Regions from separate parts of the Homo sapiens genome. Here regions 1 and 2 are each linked to region 3. A link is a loop called in an ENCODE intact Hi-C map of the cell type or tissue named here. Cell type or tissue: PC-9. All regions are shown on one strand. Region 1 overlaps CHCHD6 (coiled-coil-helix-coiled-coil-helix domain containing 6). Region 2 overlaps CHCHD6 (coiled-coil-helix-coiled-coil-helix domain containing 6). Region 3 overlaps CHCHD6 (coiled-coil-helix-coiled-coil-helix domain containing 6).

Region 1 (2,500 bases), 120 kb after region 3:
CTCCTGGGCACAAGCCATCCTCCCACTTCAGCCTCCCGAGTAGCTTGGACTACAAACACACCATGCTTGGCTAATTTTTTAAATTTTGGTGAGATGGGGTCTCACTATGTTGCCTAGGCTGGTGTTGAACTCCTGGGCTCAAGCAATCCTCCTGCCTTGTCATCTTAAAGTGCTAGAATTACAGGGTGAGCCACCACACCCAGGCTAAACCCACTTTAAAGGCAAGAAAAATGAGGCACAGAGTAATGAAGTCACCCAGAGCCACATAATCAATACATGGCAGAGGTAAAGTTTTAAAGTAATGGGCTTCATCTCCTGGTGTAATAAGATCTTACCTGGTATAATTTTCCAAGCAAGGCTATCTTAAGACATCATGATATCATCTCTGCAATGTCTAATAAAGTTCTAGGGCACAAGGATGATAAGGTCGGAAATGAAATGTAGAGCCACTCTGGCGCACAATTCCCTTTAGTGGAGGGCTGGGAGGAACCCCAGATTTGCACAGAGTAACAATTAACCACAAGGGAGCTTGGACCGGTGAAAGCCCAAAGCGATGTCCATTTCTCCTCAGGAAGAGCAGGCCAGTCCCCCGCACTTGCTCCTGGCGTCCAACAGTCCTTACCTGTCGACATCCTCAGCGCACTGTCTTCCTGGGCATGTGCCATGAATTTTGTTCCTCCAGAGCAGAGCCAGCCTGGCTCAGGCAGAACAGCTGAGCCCTGGTCTACACAGGCATACCTAGCTCAGCCAGCACCTCCGTATCCCTGCAGACGCCCTCTCTCCTCTCAGCATCTCCGCACAATCTCTGCTACAGCGCTTTGCCTCTCCCGGTCAGTGTCCCCACTGCTGTTTCACTCTTGTGTGCACTGTCTTCAGTACCAAAATTGTACTGAATGCTTGTGGAACCAGGACAGTTCTAAAAGCCTGGGATCCTGCGATGAATGAGACACACAGGAAGGGATGGACAGATGAACATAAATTAATGAGTGAATGTGGTGTCAGATGGTGATGAAGGGCTGTGAAGAACAGAGTGGCGGTCCAGAGAGGCAGGGGTGAGGACTCATTCATAGGGAATGACCAGAGAAGGTCCCTCTCAGGAGGTGACATTTGAGCTGAGAGCTGCATGACAGGATAGAAGGCCACGAAGATCTTAGGGAAGTTCATTCCCTGCTGAAAAAACCAATGCAAAGGCCTCTGAGTGGGAACAAACATGACATATTCGAGAGACATAACAAACACCATAACAAATACCTGGGAATGGAGTAGGGGAGTGGTGAGACGCAGCATGAAAAACAGGCTGGGGCCTAACGGCGCAGGGCCTTGCAGCCCTGGTGAGGTGGTGCACTGCCTTCTATGAGCACAGGGGCCACTGGAGAGCTCTGAGCAAGATAGCGATATGATCTATTTATTTATTTTTTAAATGCAGCTCATAAAAGCTGAACTGGAAGGCTGCTGCCCAAGAGGACAGACTGATTATCTCCCTTCCCACACCGTGCACTCACATGTACAGGCACACAAAATATTAACTGTGGTTGTGACAGCTGTAGCTACGGAAAGGTGGCAAGGAGAAACCTTTACAGAAGAAATAATATGCGATTTTCTAGCTGAACACCTTTTAAAAAGTAATGCTGGAGAACAGAATCCCTGCCTGTGAGGGAGGCAAGGGCTGTCTTTAGGTACAGGGTAACAGCATGCTGCTTGAAATAAGCAAGAGTCGGGTAAAGCAGAGCTTACTCATGCTTCTAAATCTGCAGGCTGAAAAGAGAGAGATGGGGAGGGAGAAAAGGAGCCAGTGATTCAGCTCTGCTGCCTGCTGCTTCTCACTGCAGCTCCAAACAGTAAGAGTTCAGAGAAGTTGCTCAAACATGACCAGCAACAGACCTATAGTTCCTTGCAGAGAACAGGAGTGATGAACTGCCCAGTCTCCAGGTGGGAAATTCATGAACTGAGCAGAGCCGGCCAGGTGTGTGTGGTCTTCCATGCCCAGAGAATCCCCACTCCTCCCAGCCCCACTCTGATGGCACTTCAGACCTCAGGGATTGTAAGCCCATGAGTCAGAAAGGTTCTCTGGAGAGCCGTGAGGTTAAGGGAGTCAGAGAAGTGGCCCCTACCTGACCAGAGAACAAGCTGCCTGGCCACTGTCACACCCTCAGCCCGTAACGACGTCAGGCAGGCAGGCAGGTGCCCCACACCTACTGGAGGGATCGGGGCTGTGTGGGGAGCACTGTCCTGCCTCTGCTGTTGGCACCTACACCTGGGCTAAGAGGACAACACTGGAGAATAGGGAACTGTTGGCCTGCAGCTAGGGTGGGGCTCACTGGGCCATCTCCATCAGTTAAGCTCTCAGGGGCCCCTCAGGGGCCCCAGAGGCTGGTCAGAAATCTGTTCCAACTGTTTGTGGATCCATCTAGGATCTCCCACCCGGGCTACTTCTCTGGAGAATGGATATTAGAAACTGGAAAAACACTTTTCCTTGACCTAGTCTCAACCAGCTACAAAT
Region 2 (2,500 bases), 100 kb after region 3:
TGCAGGTTTGTTACATATGTATACATGTGCCATGTTGGTGTGCTGCACCCATTAACTCATCATTTACGTTAGGTATATCTCCTAATGCTATCCCTCCCCCCTTTCCCCAACCCCACAACAGGCCCCGGTGTGTGATGTTCCCCTTCCTGTGTCCAAGTGTTCTCATTGTCAATTCCCACCTGTGAGTGAGAACATGCGGTGTTTGGAAAACTCTGATTCAAAAACTCTTCAAAAGTCCCTTGGGCTCAGATCCCTCACTCAGCAGGTTAAAGAGTGCTCCCCATGACGGTGGAAGGTGGGCCTCTTCCCCAAGGGAAGCTTTCCTGCTGTATTGTTTTCAGGTCATTGTTAGCAGTTCCCTCTGAATCCCCAGGCTCTAGCAGCTTCTCTCTATAGGCCTCTCACACTCACATCCTCAAGGTAGGGGACCCTGCTCTGAATCTCTGGTGCAGACTCTGGGCCTCTCTCACTCACAGAAGTACTGCTGGCCACATTGGAGTGACCGGCAGGCAGGTGGCGGCTCTTCCAACGAGACACACCCCTCACTGAGCACGTGTCTGGAGACCTCCTCCTTCTCCAGTGCTGGGGAACCTGAACCCTACATGGAACCCAGCATCAGTCTCCATGACAATGCAGGACATGCATCCTCAACACAGCTCACGGGGCCTTCACGCCAGCATGAGCGAGGCCTCACTTCGTCCTCAATGTCTCTGACAGGCAGCATTTGGCACTGCCAACCACATTCTTCCTGGACTCTTCTCCACTCACTGATGCGGGAGGCGGTGGGAGGCAGCACGTGGCAGTGGAAGAGCGGGCTCTGGAGTCTCGCAGACCTGACTTCATCTATCAGCCGTGTGCATGGCTTCTGACAGCTACTTCAGCCTGCTTCCCAGCTTCTGCATTTGTAGAACATGTGTAATATAATCTACCTTACAGGGTTGCTGCAAGGATTCACGATGACTTATGTAAGAGGGCCTGGCACATAGCATATGCTCACAAAATTATAGTGACTGTCATTCTGTAGGACACAGAACTCCCTGTCTGATACTTCTCAATCATCAGCTGGTCATCTCTGCCTCATACGTGCAAGCCTAGAATTAAATTTACAACCTTCTCCAAGTGTAGTGGCTCACCTAAATTTTCTCTTTCTCTTAATGGCACCATTATTCTTTCTCAGGCCAGCCTGTTTTCCCAGCTGTACCACCTGTGGCCTCCCTTCTCACATAGCACCTGGCTGGGGCCAAGCTCTCCAGCCAGAAGCCCCAGTTTCTCCACTACCAGCCCTGCATGCGGCCCACTGACATCCTGCTCTCTCCAAACACAGCTCCCACTGAGAAGCCTTCTGGGCAAAGGCTCCCTCCTCCTCTGGAACCCCGCTGCGTCACTGTTTCCTGATTGCATACACACACGTTCCCTTCTTTATTCCTGCAAACATTTACTGTGCACCTACTCTATGCCAGGCACTGCATCCTCAGCCCTTGGCGATGAATCACCTGATGAATCAGACCAGCAAGGACTGTGCTCACAGATGCAGAGCAGACAGCCACAGGCGCTAACAAGACAGAGTGTGGCAAGTGCTAGAATATGCACAGGGCTCAAACCTCAGCGGGGGACAGACAACGGAGCAGCAGGCGATTCTGCGGTGCCTATGGGGCACTCCAGTGAGGTGTAGCTCCACACCCAGCCCTCATTCTGTGCCCATGACCCTTGTCTCACAGCACCTGACACAGGGTTTTAGCAACTCTATTAGACTGAATGGACATGGAGCAACCTGGTCAGAAGAGGAGGTACTCAGAATTATAGAACTCAGAGGAGGCAAGAGCCCAGCGGGCCGGGTGCAAACAGATGTGGGCTAACAGTGGGCCTGCCGCATTCTGGCTGTGTCTCTCCATAAGGCGAGTAGCCTATCCCTACTGGTCTGTCCTCCAGTCACACGAGGAGGCGAGGCAAACACAGGTGGGCCTGGGAGGGCCTGGAAGAGGATGTTTAAGGCCTGTAAGGTCCCTGGGATTTGGAAAGCAGATCCTGAGCAGAGCGCTGCAGGCCAGCGAGGAGGGTGCCTGGCAGCGAGGGGCAGCAGAGGCCATGGGGCACCCCTGCTGGGCTGCCTTCCTCAGCTGCAGCCCACTTTTTATGAAGCCTCGTGTGCCGACTCTTTCCTGAGAGCACAGCCAGATGAACTCTCAGCAACTGAACACACCTGTAACTAACACCAAGGTCATGAAAGGAAGCCTTACCCACCCCTCCCCCCCGCCCCCGCCCCTGCCACCACATGACCCCTGCTAGTCACTGCTGCCCCCAAAGGGTAACTGTTATCCCAGTTGCTAACACCATAGATGTGCTGTGCTGCCTTCACCCCTTCTGTAGATGGAATCACAGTTTGTAGGTCCTCTTCCCTACCCGGCTGCTTTCCTCAGCAGTGTGTCTGGAGTTCCAACAGCAGCACCTGCAGCTGTGGACGGCTCACTTTCATGCCAGCAATGCTCTATCATGAATACCA
Region 3 (2,500 bases):
AAGGGCTCAGGCCAGGGTGCCCAGTGCACCCCACCCCTCCTCGCCGCATCACACCACATGGAGTCTCCTTGTGCATTTCCACAGGCTGACCCGGGACTCCTAGAAAGGGAGTCTCCCAAAGCTGTCTGTCTGGCTGCTAGTATACTACCCGCCCAGCCAGTAGGACACGCCCAAGCCCCAACCCACCCCTTGAGCTCTGAGTGTGAGAATCTGAGAAGGGAAGTTTGTGCTGCCAAGCCTGAGTCAAGGCTGCAGGCTTTCAGCTCCAGATGGCATGGGGACTCCCCAAGGGCTCTATCAGGAAACCCAAGGTCACCGGCAGAGCAGTTAGAGGATCCCAGGCTCCAACCCAAAATCCTCCTGCTGGCGTGGTACAGGCTGAGTGTGGTCAGGGCACCTTGGCTGGAGGACGTGGCTAAAGGACAAGGACTGGAAGTCCAGTGTTTGGACACCAACCAGGCAGAGCATGTCCCAAACCCACTTTGTCATCTGCCCTCCTCAATCCCTGCATTCCTTATTTTAGAACCCCCAACACCCAAGTCAGAGACTTCAAAGTCACCTGGCCTCTTCTGTCGCTCAGTCGGTTTCAGTCCTGCCAATCAGCCCCACTAACCCGCCCTGGGCTTGAGCTGTGCGGGGCCCTCCACACTGGTGATGTTCCCTGGCATCGAGTCCTGTCTCCCTGGCACCACCTGACAGCCGGAGCAACATCACTCAGAGACAGTGCCAACTCAGCCTGCTGCACTGCAGTCCTGCCGCCTCTGCAGCCGCGCCGCCTGCCTGCCTTGACCACCTTTGCTCTCCTCCACTGCCTGCTGCCCTCACACCTGGGATCCCCTCTGCTGGGTCTCCGGCCCGCCCTGCCCTCGTCTGGTCAGCTTCCGCCCCGGGCGCAGGCAGCACTCGCTGCAGGAAGCTGGCCTGCTCTCCCTCTGTGCCATCCCTAGAAAGGCCTGCTCCCTTTCCTTCTCCTCCCTGTTTCCGCGGCAGCCTGCTGCTGCTGCTGCTGCTGCTGCAATGTAATTAGGGGTTCTCAGGCCATCTCCCCTGCCAGGCCAGGGACTCCCCGAGGGGAGCAGCCCATCTTCCTCAGCTCCACTTCGCTGGTGTCCAGCAGAGGGCTGGACGCAGAGTAGGCAGCAGTGACTGTTTGCCAGTGAGTCAACGACTGAAAACAAAGGCATCTGCTTTATTTGTTTTCAGACAGTAGCGCATACTTTGTTTCCTAAACACGTGGCAGCCCCAGGCTCAGGGGCATATGCAGGGGCCCAGCAGGAAACGGCAGGGCACAGTGGCTGTGGTCCCATGATTGGTCCCTTCTTCAGGGCTCCAAGTCACTGCCAGGGCAGGGAATGATGTCTGCTCCTCAGCCCTACAAAGAGAACAGGTCAGAGTTGAGTCAGGGCCCACTCCGCCCATGCCCTCCAGCTCCGTGCAGATCGCCCTGTGACAGCAACCGCTTCCCAGGGAGCAGCTGTGAGTTGGTCTCCCTCCTCACCTGGAGACCCATCAGTGAGTCTCTTCACCTCTGTACCCCGGAGCCCAGCACAGTCCCCAGCAACAGGGGACGGGCCCTCACTCCACACGACAGTGACACCAGAACCCGCTCCCCTTTCCTTTACTCTCCCAGGGCTGGCTCAGAAGGCAGGTCCCCTGCCCCTGCCCCCTCAACCTGCTGCGGTGTTTCTGACAAGCACCCTGGATATAGAAGAGTCTAACCCAACTCTGCTCTGCCTCATCAAGGCCTCCCCTCTGTTCTCTGATTTTTCACAGCTCAGCAGGAGCCTGCTGGGATGCTGGGGTCCGCACAGTCAGGGTCCTGTGGTGGACAGCCTGAGGCCCCTGTCCTCATCTGAGATGCCCAGCACATCTGCACACAGGCAGGTGCCAGGCTCTGGGCCTAGGCATCACCTACCTGCCCTAGGAGCCCCAGGGCAGATGTTAGATCCTGGAGAGAGAAGCAGTGCTGCCCCACCCCAAGGCCCTTGACCATGTGGGCCTCTGTCCCCTGCTGTTTGGCCCCTTGCATAAGCAAATCCCTCTTAGGGACCCTTCACTCCCCGCTCTCTGGTTCTGCCAGCAGCCTTCTGAGGCGAAGGCTGGCGAAGGGTGGTGAGAGTTTCTCCAGCACTTGCCACATCTCACACACAGGGCACCACCCAAGTGCCTGGGTGCTGGGGCTCCGAGGGAGTCAGGTTGAATATGCCGTCTCCAAATGCACACACACTGCCAAGGCAGCACGTGGGGAGAGCAGGCAGGCCTCTGGCACTGCCATTGCTCAGTCTCTGGTTTCTTTGCTAGTCATGTCAGGGGTAGGGGCCGGGAAGGAGGGAGCCAGACCTGGCAGTGTCCCAGAGCCTCTCTCAGGGAATACACTGGGGTTTAATGTGATCTGTCTTCCTTGGTAATCACATTTTTGCCTTGGTGCGAGGAAGATATATTGGTGAGGTGTGTTTGTTAAAGAAATACTCTTAGGGGTGGTGGGTAGGGGCTGAAAACT

Evidence for each region. Hi-C counts contacts between places; a loop is a spot of excess contacts. Peaks named below come from ENCODE experiments on the same cell type or tissue, not always from the same donor. Only the 100,000 strongest peaks of a DNase experiment are listed, where the experiment ranks them.
Region 1: it touches region 3 in a loop (5-fold over the local background); 3 of 110 quality-filtered maps call a loop at or near these places.
Region 2: a loop joins it to region 3, with 3 times the contacts of the local background. A loop is called at or near these places in 5 of 110 quality-filtered maps.

Annotation. Positions count from the first base shown.
Region 1 is chr3:126,834,988-126,837,487 of GRCh38, reverse strand. The region is part of intron 4 of CHCHD6 (coiled-coil-helix-coiled-coil-helix domain containing 6); the gene reads right to left. Among named protein-coding and RNA genes, the nearest start is that of CHCHD6, 130 kb to the right of the region's middle. In PC-9, a CTCF peak has its summit at 1,320; a DNase peak (open chromatin) is centred at 2,067; H3K27ac peaks cover 1,250 bases.
Region 2 is chr3:126,858,060-126,860,559 of GRCh38, reverse strand. The region is part of intron 5 of CHCHD6 (coiled-coil-helix-coiled-coil-helix domain containing 6); the gene reads right to left. Among named protein-coding and RNA genes, the nearest start is that of PLXNA1, 120 kb to the left of the region's middle. In PC-9, no CTCF peak of the experiment used is centred here; a DNase peak (open chromatin) is centred at 1,479; H3K27ac peaks cover 1,534 bases.
Region 3 is chr3:126,959,068-126,961,567 of GRCh38, reverse strand. CHCHD6 (coiled-coil-helix-coiled-coil-helix domain containing 6) reads right to left here. Exons shown (of 8, transcript NM_032343.3): 8 at 1,148-1,372. The coding sequence ends at 1,367. Among named protein-coding and RNA genes, the nearest start is that of PLXNA1, 23 kb to the left of the region's middle. RefSeq lists enhancers at 1-13, 1,111-1,658. In PC-9, a CTCF peak has its summit at 1,048; a DNase peak (open chromatin) is centred at 1,237; H3K27ac peaks cover 1,527 bases.